2 separate regions of the Homo sapiens genome follow, and region 1 is linked to region 2. Evidence: chromatin contacts called from ENCODE Hi-C or POLR2A ChIA-PET data. All regions are on one chromosome and are shown on one strand. The core of a region is the stretch at or near the end of the contact, and the rest is flanking DNA. Distances in the headings are between cores, read along the strand shown. Region 1 overlaps OSBPL3 (oxysterol binding protein like 3). Region 2 overlaps RAPGEF5 (Rap guanine nucleotide exchange factor 5).

What was found. Hi-C counts contacts between places; a loop is a spot of excess contacts on that map. ChIA-PET counts read pairs that join two places held with the same protein, here RNA polymerase II (POLR2A). Pooled maps may share reads with other maps.
Region 1: a map with no recorded cell type shows a loop between it and region 2 (8-fold over the local background). The contact joins two enhancer-like sites. A Hi-C loop is called at or near these places in 1 of 37 single-sample maps with no recorded cell type and 1 of 50 pooled maps. POLR2A ChIA-PET finds 5 or more read pairs at or near these places in 1 of 52 experiments (activated T-cell).

Annotation. Positions count from the first base shown.
Region 1 is chr7:24,961,878-24,969,038 of GRCh38, reverse strand. All of the region lies in intron 1 of OSBPL3 (oxysterol binding protein like 3), which reads left to right. Among named protein-coding and RNA genes, the nearest start is that of OSBPL3, 15 kb to the left of the region's middle. RefSeq lists an enhancer at 2,703-2,862. Within about 2 kb of position 3,023, at least 11 of the 41 ENCODE cell types and tissues checked have a DNase peak (open chromatin) inside an H3K27ac peak, as active enhancers do.
Region 2 is chr7:22,348,040-22,354,266 of GRCh38, reverse strand. All of the region lies in intron 1 of RAPGEF5 (Rap guanine nucleotide exchange factor 5), which reads left to right. Among named protein-coding and RNA genes, the nearest start is that of RAPGEF5, 6.0 kb to the left of the region's middle. RefSeq lists enhancers at 2,046-2,095, 2,386-2,495 and a silencer at 3,286-3,415. Within about 2 kb of position 3,371, at least 10 of the 41 ENCODE cell types and tissues checked have a DNase peak (open chromatin) inside an H3K27ac peak, as active enhancers do.

The sequences.
Region 1 (7,161 bases), core at 1,774-4,273, 2.6 Mb before region 2:
TTTGAATCAGCAATAACAGTCCTAAGAACTTTATCCTACAGATATGCAAAATTCACAAAATGATATATATGCAAAATTGTTTCTTGGAGTATTTGAATAAATACCAGATTGCAAGTAACTTAATTTTCATCAGTAAGTACTAATTAAAAATAATAGAGCCGTTAAAAATGAGGCAGCTCTACATTTTCTGATATGGAATGATATGTGAGATTTATTGTGAAGTTAAGAAAAAAGTGAAGTATAGAATATCCATATATAATATATATTTTATATGAAAGTATGCATATACACATGGACATATATTCATGCATATATGCACACATGGATAAAATTGGTGGGCTGAGGCTGGCGCCGTGGCTCACACCTGTAATCCTAGCACTTTGGGAGGCCGAGGTGGGCGAATCACCTGAGGTCAGGAGTTCAAGACTAGCCTGGCCAACATGGTGAAACCCTGTCTGTACTAAAAATAAAAAAATTAGCTGGGCGTGGTGGTGTGTGCCTGTAATCCCGGCTACGCAGGAGGTGGAGGCAGGAGAATCGCTGGAACCCGGGAGGCAGTGGCTGCAGTGAGCCAAGATCACGCCACTGCACTCCAGTCTGGGTGACAGAGGGAGACTCCGACTCAAAAAAAACAAAAAAACTGGTGTGCTGAAGCCAGTTTACACCGGCATGTGGGAACCAACTGTGCGTGACTTCCCAAGCCCTTGGCTGATTACTTCATGTTGGTAGTTTGAAGCCAGCCACAGTGGGAGTATTTACACCATGGAAATCAGGAAACATAACACATGAGGACATTTTTGTTTTTGTTTTTCCAGAGAGCTGGTTGATAAACATTTAATTGTACTCACTGTATATATAAAAATATAAAATATCTTTTGAAGATTATACAAGAGGTTGCTATAACATCAGACTGTCCTAGGAAGGGGTAACGGAAGGCAGGATAGGTGTGAAGTTGAAATTATACCTTTTGAATATTATTCCAAGTAAATGTATTACTCCAAGTAAATATATAAAGCAAACCAAAAAGTAACTGCAGAGTTTCAGGCGTATGTGACTGTGTTATTTATGGTGCCATTGACTACTGCTGGGGAAAATAGGAAGATGAGTAGATCTTAGAGAAAGAGAGTGCTTTTGGTTTTGAATATGCTGAGCTTGAAGTGTATGGGTGGTATCAGCACAGACATGTCCAGCAACAGTGCAAGAGAGAGGGCAGAGCTGTTGATCAGTTCTGGGAGTCAGCAGTTTAGTTAAAATTGTGACAGTTAAGGGGGCCTTTACCTATAGAACCTTTGGGGCAGGTCCCAGGAGAGAAAGGGGGAAGCCTGTAGTACCTTGGGGAAGGTAAGCCAAGAGGTAGGTAGGGGAAGGGTAACTAGTCACAAAGATTGGAGGACCATAAAATAATAATAATGGTAGTTTCTTAATGAAGTATTTGCTGGAAGTGAGACACTATTCTCTGTACTTTTTGAAAGAACATCACCTGATTTAATTCTCACAATCATTCTCTGGGGTGGGTACTTTTTCCATGATAACCGTTGAGTTGGGGAGGGTAATGTCAAAGAATAAACCAGGAGAGATCTCATGGGAAGGGTGTTAATAGAGCAGGACCTTGAAGTGTCCTGGTACAATTTCAAAAGGTAGAGAAATGGGAGAGAAGGACATTTCAGGTAGAGGGGAGTGATGAGCAAAGGTGAAAACAGTGTTATCCCTTGCAGCTGTAGGGTAAGAATTCATGGGAACCCAAGGGTGGTGCATGGCTACTTCATCCTCTGGCCATTGGAGAGCCACAGAATGTTTTGAGCAAGGGAATATGTGTTAATCAGTTCAACTGGTAGTCAAATACAAAAATTAAATGTTGTATGATTGGAAGATTTCTGTGTGTACACTGTGGGAAGGAGGGATGATAGGAAACAGGAAAAATTACCATAAAAATTTGAGATAATGTAGATGACCTGTGAATACAGATTTAGAGTGTCTGCAAACAGGCATTGTGATGGCTCATGCAAATTCAGTCTCTTAAGCTGAATTTGCCTGTGTGGCAGTGTATTGCTTATCTTATGTATTAGTCACTTAGGGGATGTTTTTCATATATTTTCCAGAAGACTGTGAATGGGGAATAAGCAAAGTGGCGGTAAATAAAAAAATGATTATTTGTTGACATAAATTTGTATGTATGTGATTTATATATGAATTTTGCCTGGGAAATAATGATCAGCCTCATGAGGCACAACAAGCCCAGCCTCTTTAGAGAGGCGTTGTGTTTGTACTAGCAGTTCTTTTACCTTATAAACATACATATACACAAACATAGTGTAAAACTCCACCCTAATTAGGTTTTCAGCTCAGTCTTTCTCTGGGCCAGTGTCTTCTTTAATTTTGTTTTGTGTGTGTGTCATTAAGGAATGATACCAATAATAGGGTGTCAAAAAGGAAAGACTTTGGCCTAAACATGGCTCAGAAAAAGGACTGCCTGGCCTTCTTCATGCACACCTGCCAATGCATCATACTTCTGACTTGTAATTCCTGTTTTTCTAGTCTTTGATCGCGTGGGGCAAAATAACATTCCAGCTTGTTTGTTACTTTGAGTTCTGCATCATTTGTTCCTTGATTAAGGGCCTGGAAGCCCCACTTGTTTGTGGCATCCAGAGGTCTTATTTTCCTGGGTGTGTGTAGCTAGGTGTAGATAGATCTTTATATTAGATGACTGCCTTTTCTGACCCACAGATAAGACACCTTTGTCTGACAGATGCTAGGGGTCAGAAGGACAGGATGTGGGAGTTTGGTTTCTTTTGTAAAATGTGCAGTGTGTGGTCTCCGCAGGTGCTGGATTTCTCTTCGCGGCTAAGAACTTCCCAGTCTGGGGAAAATACCCATGTTGTAGGAAGCGAGATCTGTGGGTCTTGCTGTAGCTAGTTAACTCAGGCTGAGGTTTAGCAAGTCATGGACCTCCCACATCCTTTTAACAGTACTGTTTCTCCTCTCTCTCAGATGACTTGTGTGAGACTTAGCCAGGTGTCAATGGATGTGAAGGGGGTTTGGAGGAAACAAGGGCAAGACAACATTCTGGCTGGACAGGGAGCCAGCTGGAGGGGTGGGGCCACATGAATGGGACACACCCTTGAGGGAAGTGGTTCTAAACCTCAGCAGTGTCAGAGTGTCCTGGAGGGACTGGTAAAACACTTGAGTTGAGTCCGTCGCAGTGGCTAATGCCTGTAATCCCAACACTTTGGGAGGCTGAGGTGGGAGGATTGCTTGAGGTTAGGAGTTCAAAACCAGCCTGGTTAGAATACTGAGACTCAGTCTCCACAAAAACAAACAAATTAATTATTTAATAAAACAGATTGCTGGGCCCCACCCCCACAGTTTCTGATTTAGTGGGTTTCTGATTTAATGGGACCTGAGATTCTACAATTCTAATAAGTTATTAGGAGATACTGACTCTGGTTCATGGACCCCTTAGCAAATCCAAGCATTGGTTCAGCAGGCAGAAGACCAAGTCTTAACCAGCCTGGAGTCCATTCTGATTCCGAGAAGAACCAGAGAATTCTGGTTATCATTAGATTGTCATAACCCCCTTATTTTATATAACACTTCCACATTTGTAAATCACTTTAATATATGTTTCTTCTCACAACAAAATAACCCTGTGAGGTAGGCAGGGGATTTATTAACCTTGTTGGACGACTAAGGAAAATAAGATTGAAGACAGATGACTGACTTACCCTAGGGGCAAAAATAGTTGAGCTCATACTTATATCTAGATTTTCTTACTGTAGATTTATTGCTCCTTCTACATTGTCTTTTTTCCTTGGAAAATACTACATTTTATTCAAATGATTTTGAGACAAAACAAAATTAGGGAGATGTAGAATCCTTTCGCTCATGCATTAACAGTAAATATTTTTTGAAGACATAATACAGAGCACATACTTATTGTTGAATAAATGAATGAATGGTTTCCATAACTTCCCTAACTACTTCTGAACTCATGCACTTTAGTGGCCCAGTAGTCTCAATTACAAATAATAAGAAAAGCACAATAATTAATTAATACAACATGCCTATTAAAAATACTTCCCAAAACATTGCCTTTAAAGCTAGTAAAAAGCTTAGAGATCATCTGCTTAGGTATTGCTCAATGTTTGTCCAACTTTACTTATTTTAATCACAGCCCCCAACACAAAACAACTTTTAAGTTTAGAATAGTTTTAGAGGTAGAGAAAAGATGTGAAGATAGTACAAAAAATTCCCATATGCCCCAAGTGGTTTTCCCATTGTCAATATCTTACCTTAGTATACTTTTGTCACAATTAATAGACCAGTACTGTTGCAGTATTAATAACTAAAATCTATACTTCATTCAGATTTCCTTAGCTTTTCCTTAGTGTCCTTTTGCCGTTCCAGGACTCCATGTGGGGTTCTACATTATCTTGGTTGCCATGTCTCCTTAGATTCCTCTTGGCTGTAATAGTTTCTCAGGCTTTCCTTGTGTTTGATGACCTCGAGAGCTTTGAGGAGTAGTGGTAAAGTATTTTGTAGAGTATGTCTCCACTGGGATTTGTCTGATGATTTTCTTGTATTGGACTGGGGTTATGGGTTTTGGGGAAGAAGATTACAGAGGTAAAATGCCATTCTCATTACATCATATCAAGAGTATATGTTAGCAGCATGATTTATAGTTTTGGTTATGTTGACCTTGCTCATCTGGTTGAGGTAGTGTTTGTCAGGCTTCTCTACCATATGGTTATTTTTTCTTCGCCTTTCCATACTATACTCTTTGGAAGTAAGTTATTATGCACAGCTCATACTTAAGGAGTGGGGAGTTACACTGCACTTCCTTGAGGGTGGTGTAGCTACATAAATTATTTGACATTCTTCTGTGAGTCGGATTTGTTTCTTCTTCTCCATTTGTTTATTCAATCAGTTTTTTTTAATCAGTGTGGATCCATTGATATTTATTATATACTTTGGATTATAATTTAGTAGTACTTTATTTTGTTTCTGAAGTTCGTCCAGCTTTAGCTATTAGGAGTGCTTTCGGTTGGCTCCTGTATCCCTTTGATGTAAGTCCATCCTTGTGGATTTTTTTTTAGCATGTCCTTTCTTTTCGGCACTACAAGGTACTCAGGCTAATCTTGTATAGTCCTTGTCCCTCCTCTAGAATCATTTTTTTGCATGGGTGATATTGGTCTTGATCCACTAAATTGATTTCATCACCCACTACATGGTTTACTACCCACGGTGAAAAACACTAATCTGTTTCCACTCCTCACATGTTAAAGATAAGAAAATAGACACCTCAAAAGGTGAAATGGTTTATCTAAGGTTACGCCTCTTTGGTAGCAAATCCCAGGCTAGGCCCAGGTCCTCTGAACTTGTAGTCCTGCCCCTTTTTTACCACTCCATGCTATGCTGGCAGATTCCACCACTCAGAGTCTGGTTCAGTGTACTCCCATCTCACCCAGGGTCCTTGTGCATAGGCAGTCAGATGCGCACTCAGCCAGATGTGCTACTGTCTGCCCTGGGCAGATGTCAGCAAAAAAGGGAAAGTGGGTTGGCCGGATTCTTGGTGGAGGCTGCCATGGTGAGTCTGTGTTGCCTGGTTGGAATGGTGTTTTGTCATGGTGAACCAATTACAGACCCACAGAGTGGCACTGCTGACATCAGCATTTTGCAGCTGTGGTTTGACCACATGACTGGCCTCTGTGTTCTGGGGAAGTTGGCAGAAGAGTGGCTTTTAGACTCCAACACCCCCTTCTTTGGTTTCTGTTCCTTTCCATGGGGGAGGATGAATTCAAGAAAGAAGTGAATTCAAGCAGCAAACCCCTCAGATTTCACTTTATCCTGTGAGCTCCTGACATCCACAAAAATAGAACTGAGCAGACAGGTTTTTAGTGCTCTAAAGGCCCAATCAACCTGGTATTAGGATCGGGTGTGAAAAATCAGTTATGCCAAGAAGCTTATTTTCCTTTGTAAGCGGAAATAATTCAGTCATCAAAAAGTTCTGAAGATGCAGGGAATAATAAGGGACAACCTTATTTCATATTCATGTCTCAGAATGTTACATTTCAAAAATATTTAAAAACTTTTTATTATAATTGAGGGTGGGCACTCTGGCTGAAGAATTATTCCTATAAAGGGTTTTAAAAGAATTCAACAATGGTGCTGTATTAGGGCATTTGTTTGCAAGTGACAGAAACTCATCCAGCATAAGGACAGTGTAAAAGAAAATTTATTGGCTTATGTTGCTAAAACGTCCAAAAGTAGTGCTAGCTTCAGGCACGGCTGGACCTAGGGGCAAGTCATGCCATTAAAGACCTGTTTCTTGCCATGTCTTAGCCTGTTTTCACATGACTTCATTCTCAAGCAGGCTTTCTCTGTGTGTCTCTTAGCTACAGGCTTGTTTCCTATATGCCTAGCAAATATTAGTTCTACAGATGATTCTTGGCTCTGGTTGTTCCCACCTGGGTCGTGTGCCTAATCCTGAACCAGCTACTGGGGCCAGAGTTGTCAGGGCTGTTACTGGCCAGGCATGGGCCAAGCGTCTCCTCTGCTCTCCTCCTCTCTCCTCCTCTCTCCTCCTCTCTCCTCCTCTCTCCTCCTCTCTCCTCTCCCCTCCCCTCCCCTCCCTTCTGCCCTCCCCTCCCCCCTCCCCTCTCCTCTCCTTTCTTTTTCTTTTTCTTTCTTTGCTGTCTTTCTTATCTTTCTTGTCTTTCTGTCTTTCTTTCTTTATTTCTGATAGAGTTTCACTCTCGTCGCCCAGGCTGGAGTGTAATGGCATGATCTTGGCTCACTGCAACCTCCGCCTCCCAGGTTCAAGCGATTCTCCTGCCTCAGCCTCCCGAGTAGCTGGGATTACAGGCATGCCCCACCATGCCTGGCTAATTTTTGTATTATTAGTAGAGATGGTGTTTCACCATGTTGGCCAGGCTGGTCTCGAACTCCTGACCTCAAGTGATCCACCCACCTCAGCCTCCCAAAATGCTGGAATTACAGGTGTGAGCCACTGAATGTCTCTTTATTAAACAACAGGAAGGTTGATGTGCTGGTACCAAAATGGGGAGTTGGTTGGGCAGACAAAAATAATGTATGTCTGTCCTTTATGATGTTGTGAACACTGAGGATAAATGCTTGATGAATGAGTAAATGGCCAGCTCGATG
Region 2 (6,227 bases), core at 2,122-4,621:
TGAGTTTTCATCTCCTATATTGACCAAGATCTGATTTAGGAATATGTGTGGTCCTTATCCATGCTGCCCTGGGCTCCCACAAACCTGGACAATCTGACATCAACTGACATTAACAAAGTTCTTTGTGGGTTGTGTTGCTCAACCCAGGTGCATTATAGGCTTTTTTTGTTGTTGTTGTTTTGTTTTGTTTTTTTTCTGAGACAGGGTTTTGCTCTGCCACCTAGGCTGGAGTGCAGTGGTGTGATCATAGCTCACTATAGCCTCGACCTTCTGGCTCAAGCGGTCCTCCCACCTCAGCCTCCTGAGGAACTGGGATACAGGCACACACCACCATGCTTGGCTAATTTTTTTTTTCCTATTTCTTTTAGAGACTGGGGGTCTCACTACGTTGTAGGCTATCTGTTACTAGGAAAAAATCAAACTGCCATTTGGTTAATATGCCTGAGTTCCTTGGTTCCTCAGTTCAGTCACTTCTAGTTGTGTTGAATTCAGCATGCATACTGGTTAAGACTCTTTGCACTTCTTTAAGACAAATGAGGGAAAGACTAAGTTGTACATTGTGGGAGGGCCCTAACTACCTCTTAAAAATCAGTAGCAAAGTAATGCACAACCTGAGTTCCTGACAAAACCCTTTAATTTTTTTAATTGTATAACAGAGATTATGAGAGAATGGTATAATGAACACCTGTGCTTCAACAGTTATTAGCATTTTGCCAGTCTTGTTTCATTTATTTTCCCCCTCCATACACTTTTGTAGGGGCTAGTGCATTTTAAAACAAAATTCCGTACATCATGTTGTCTTACTCACAAATTTTTCAGTTTACGGTCCTGATAAGGACATTAAAAACAACAGCAAAACTTTGCCTTTTTCACACCTAAAATATTAATAATTTAAAAATATAATTTCCATATTCAAATTTTCTCAAAGTTGTCTTTTTACTTATGATTGTTGGAAACAGGAGCTAAATGAGGTCCACATATTGTATTTAGTTGTTAGGATTTCTAATTTATTTTATAACAGCTTCCCCTCCCTTTTTTCATGCCAGTGATTTGCAGAAGAGAGTGGTTCATTTGTGCTGTAGAACATCCTACTGTCTGGACTGATTCCTTGTGGTGATGTTTAGCTTGTTCCTCTATTCTGTTTCCTGTGATCTGGCAGTTAGATATAGAGGTTTGATTAGATATAGGTTCAAAGACAAGTAACCTTCATGGATGGTGCTGTGTAAAATCTATTGCATCACATCGTGAGACGCATAATGTCTGGATATCTCTCTTTTTGAGATGGAAAGATTGATTCGTGAGTTTAGGTAGTGTCACTTAGCTGTCTGTCTTCTACTTAATGATTTTAGTATCACAGATCGTTGTAGCCTAGATCCTTTTCATTAGGGGTTGCAAAATGGTGATGATCTAAATCCATCATTCTTCTTGCATTTATTAATTGGAATTCGGTCTGTAAAGAACTTTCCCTCATAAATTATTTAGGTCTCCTGAAATTCACAATGTGCAGGATAGACAGGGAAAAGTCTTAATTTTTTCCTTTTACCAACTATCAGAGTAATGATTTGGTGCTTTAACAATCTCCAGTGAGAACCAGTGAGTTTTTCTTTTTTAAGTGTCATTAAGAACTTATGAATCTTAATGTATTTGTTTCTGTCACTTCAGTCAATATCCTTTTTGGTGCTTGGTTTATCTTTGTCTCCTGTATACTTTTTAAATGGCCAGTAAACTCAAATACCTTTCTTACTTTTCTGACGCAAGATATTCTAAGTGCATCTTGTCCATAGTCTGCTGCTCCCGACCTGAAACCCTGAAATCAGCCATTTTCCCAAGGAGCATTGATGAATTTTTTTTTTTTAAACTGACAATCGTTCATTTCCCCATCTTTTACCTTTCTTAGTGGTTGCATTATTTTTCCCTTGGTCTTAAGCCTCCTACCTTACTTTTTTGTATCTTTTTAAGTCTTTCTCATCAGGTTGTTTCTAAGACTGATATTTTCCCCCTAATAAAAGAACTGATAACAGCTATTCCCTTTTTCTGTATATACTGTCAAAATGCTGGGACTGACTTATTTTGGGCTTTGGCTGCTGTGATGTTTTCTGCAGCCTCTGCCACTGTCTTCAACGTCTTGGTATCTGTTTCATTTACAGCAGCCAGAATGATTCACCAGTTGTGCCAAATTGCTCACCAAAGACCTTCAGTGATTCCCAGCTTTTGGATTGGTCATCAGAAGGGCCTAATTCTCTTTAACCACCCTTCACTAGCCAGGGTTCTTATGGCCTGTGCTCTTCAAAATTGAGAAACTGGGAAGAACAGCTGGTAGCCCTCTGAATGAAGTTCTCTCTTTTTCTTTGCCCAGATGATTCCGTCTCAAAAAGGAACAAAGTATCCCTTTCCCTTTGTACAAGCTGGAGTGCTTTAGCTCTGACTCAATACCCTCCTCTGCTAGAAACTTGACTTTATTGATTGAGAAATAGAAACCGATCCAAATTATATACCAGTATGCCCAATGTATCGCCGTTTTAGGCACCTATTTTACAGGCAAAGCATGTCATTTATTCTTTGTGTTTAAATTGAAATCAATGGCTAACATCATAGCACTTAATTATGTACCATGCATATTCTGATATAAACTTCAACTCTCACTACAAGCCTATGAGCCTATGAGTTAGATGCTGCTATTTGCATTCCACAGATGAAGAAACTGAAACACAGGTGTAATTTGCCCGAGGTTACAGAGTGTGTGCCAGAAGGGAGGTTTGCATCTATGTATCCTGTTTCCGTAGAGCCAAGTCCATGCTCTGAATTAACTTTAGTTTTCCTCAAATGCATTGAGAGGGCAAAGGGTCTATTTACTCTAAACTGTGATAGCCTTATAGTACCTGCTGATATTATCTTACCACTCTGAGAGAGGTAAATAAATGCCATTAATAATGTCAGACTTTTCACTTTTATTTGGGCACACAGAAGCTTATTATTGACATATTGGGTTTAGGGGAAGTGGGGAGAAGCATTGTGGTTATAGGCGAAAGGTAACTAATGTTTACTTAAATTAAAAATAGCTCAAGATCAGCCTGGGCAACAAAGCAAGACCATGTTGCTACAAAAAACAAACAAACAAACAAACAACTAAAATACAAAACAAAACAGCATCCATGTGTCATAAGCAAAATCAGCCATGCTCACTTGATCAAGGTCAATCCAAAAACCTTGTGAATTCACCCAGCTTACTTTGTTCTCATCTGCTTATGGCAGCCAGAAGATAAAGGCCATTAAGAGAGGCATGCATCTGCCAGGAAGGGTGAGTCAGATCAGATATGAGGGACACATAGTGAACTTATTTGAGAAATATTGACTTCACTGCCTCTGCTTGCTGACAAACTACTATCCTGATCCTTGGTGTAAAACTGTGTTAGCTATGGCTACAGATAAAATAAAGCTCTGTGGATGCCAACTTCAAAAATATTTATTTGGGAAGAAGGAAAAGAAACTGTAGATTCATTTAATTTCGTGTGAATTCTAGCAAAGGAACTCAATGGCAAGTTAATATTTTATTTACTTATTTCTTCCTTTCCCTCCCAACCCCCACACTTTGGTGACATAATTAGATCCCAGGAAAAGACACAGGCTGTGGCTTCAGAGTGGGTTTGAATCCCAGTGCTATCACTTATTATCTTTGCATTAGTTATTCTCTGAGCATTCTGAGCCTCAGTGTCTTCCTCTGTAATGACATACACAGTGGATCAGGTTTTTCCATGAATAGAATATAAAGTGTTGGGTACATTGGAACTTAAATAGTTATGTCCCTGGCAGGATGCTTACTCTATGCAAAAGGACTTTCATGGACATATTTATAGAAATCTAGACACAAACATTTTTGCTTTCATATGCAATGTTGGATTCTATTTTTTAAAAGCACATGATATCCCAACATATAGTGAGTATTTTAGGTAGCGTCTAAATACTGATACCATAACAAATAGGCTTCATTTCATACTTGCACTTTCTCTTAAGTTGATGTGGCAGTAATTGGCAACTTGTGTAGCTAGCAATAGATGGAAAGGTAGGAAATAAGTCATTGGTAGTGACTTTGAGCGCTTGTGATTTTTTTTTGCCTCAATACTGCATAACAATCTTTGTTAGGAGTATAGATAATTCCAGTAATGATATATGATCTGGAAGTACTTTTTGAGAGATCATAAGATTTTATATGAAGATAAAATAGTAAAAATCAATGACTTAATTTGTTGTGGCAAATCATTATTATGGTAAATCATTCGTTAATGGGTACGGACAAGGGAAAATCCACAGATGCCACTGTGGTAGGTCTTCTTCAGATTGAAACCTCCAGAGTCCCCTGAAGGGAAGAGGTATTTTCACCTATGAGGAAATTACAATCCAGAGAGGTTAAAAGCTTTCCCATGGCTAACCATGTAGGAAATAGCAGAGAAAGAATGGAGCCCAGAACTACCTGATTTCAAAGACTGTAGCCTGTCTGCAATATCGTGTCTAAAACTTTGAAAGGATAACAACATATGGTATATTGAAACAATGGATGCAGGAAACATTTCAAGTCTTAGTGTAAAGCACAACTCATTCTCTTTCCACTCTCTTCAGTAATGGCTTCCAGGATCAGTCATTTATTTATTTTTATTGATACATATTTTCAGGGTACATGTGATAATTTGATACATTAATATAATCAAGGGTAATTGGGATATTGATCACCTTAAATATTTTTCTTTTCTTTAGGAACATTTAAATTATTCTCTTGAAGCTACTTTGAAATGAAATGCACAATCAATTAATGTTAAATTATAGTCACCCTTTTTTTTTTTTTTTTTTTTGGATGGAGTCTCACTCTATCGCCCAGGTTGGAATGTATTGGTGGGATCTCAGCCCACTGCAACCTCTACCTCTTGGGTTCAAGTGGTTCTCCTGCCTCAGCCTCCTGAGTAGCTGGGATTACAGGCATCCACTACCATGCCTGGCTAATTTTTGTATTTTTAGTAGAGACAGGGTTTCACCACGTTGGCCAGGCTGGTCTTGAACTCCTGACCTCAAGTGATCCGCCTGCCTCAGCCTCCCAAAGTGCTGGGATTACAGGTGTGAGCCACTGTTCTTGGCCCCTACTGATCTGTGGAACACTGGGTCTTATTGCTTTTTTTTTTTTTTTTCTTTTAGGCAGAGTCTTGCTCTTTCACCCAGCCTGGAGTACGGTGGCACCATTTTGGCTCATGCAACGTCCACCTCTGGGTTCAAGCGATTCTTGTGCCTCAGCCTCCCTCCCAAGTACCTGGGATTACAGGCATGTGCCACCACACCTGGCTAATTTTTGTATTTTTAGTAGAGATGGGGTTTTGCCACGTTGGCCAGGCTGGTCTCAAACTCCTGGCCTCAAGTGATCCGCATGCCTTGCCCTCCAAAAGTTTTGGGATTACAGGCGTGAGCCACCGTACCCAATCCATCACTTATATCTAAGTGTATATTTGTACCTGTTAATCAAACTCTCTTCATCCCCTCCTCTCCACTACCCTTCCTGGCCTCTGGTAACCACCAATGTACCCTCTGTCTTCATGAGAAGGGATCAGTCTTTACTCAGAAGCTTTGGCCATGGCTTGAGCAGAGTAGCTGTCAGCCATCTCCCAGCAATACCAGCCATTGGACAAGAAACATGAAGGTTTGGGATGACTCATCCTAGAAGTCATTGTTTTCTCAGCTCCATAGTACACATCTACTTGGAGATTTATAAGGCATGCAAGCTCCTTTTCTGGCCTGTATGAAAAACTGGAAGAGGTAGAATGAGTTCCTTGTAACCCAGGATTTATGTTTCTGATGGTAACATGCTTGATATTTAAGCAACTTGAGATTAGGAAGTTGGAAGTACACATACCTGTCAAAGTAACTGAACCTATTTACAATAGAATAAAATCATTGAGAATACACAGTATCTTTTAATGAAATTAAATTTTGGTATGTTTACCTTTTAATGCACTATGATTACCTGCATGGAATTACTCTTAATTGTTTTTGTTGTGGGTGGGGGGATTCCAGGCCTTTTTGAGAATCAAAAGATAGCACAGCAAAAGAAATGCACATTCAGACATAATTTTGCATCTCATTTCAGAGGGCTTGTGGATGTTCTGAAGCCTGTGCCACAAGACCCCTGGTTAGAAAGTGCTTCTCTAACTTGCCTTCCAGAAAGCAGCATCATGGTTTTACAATTATTT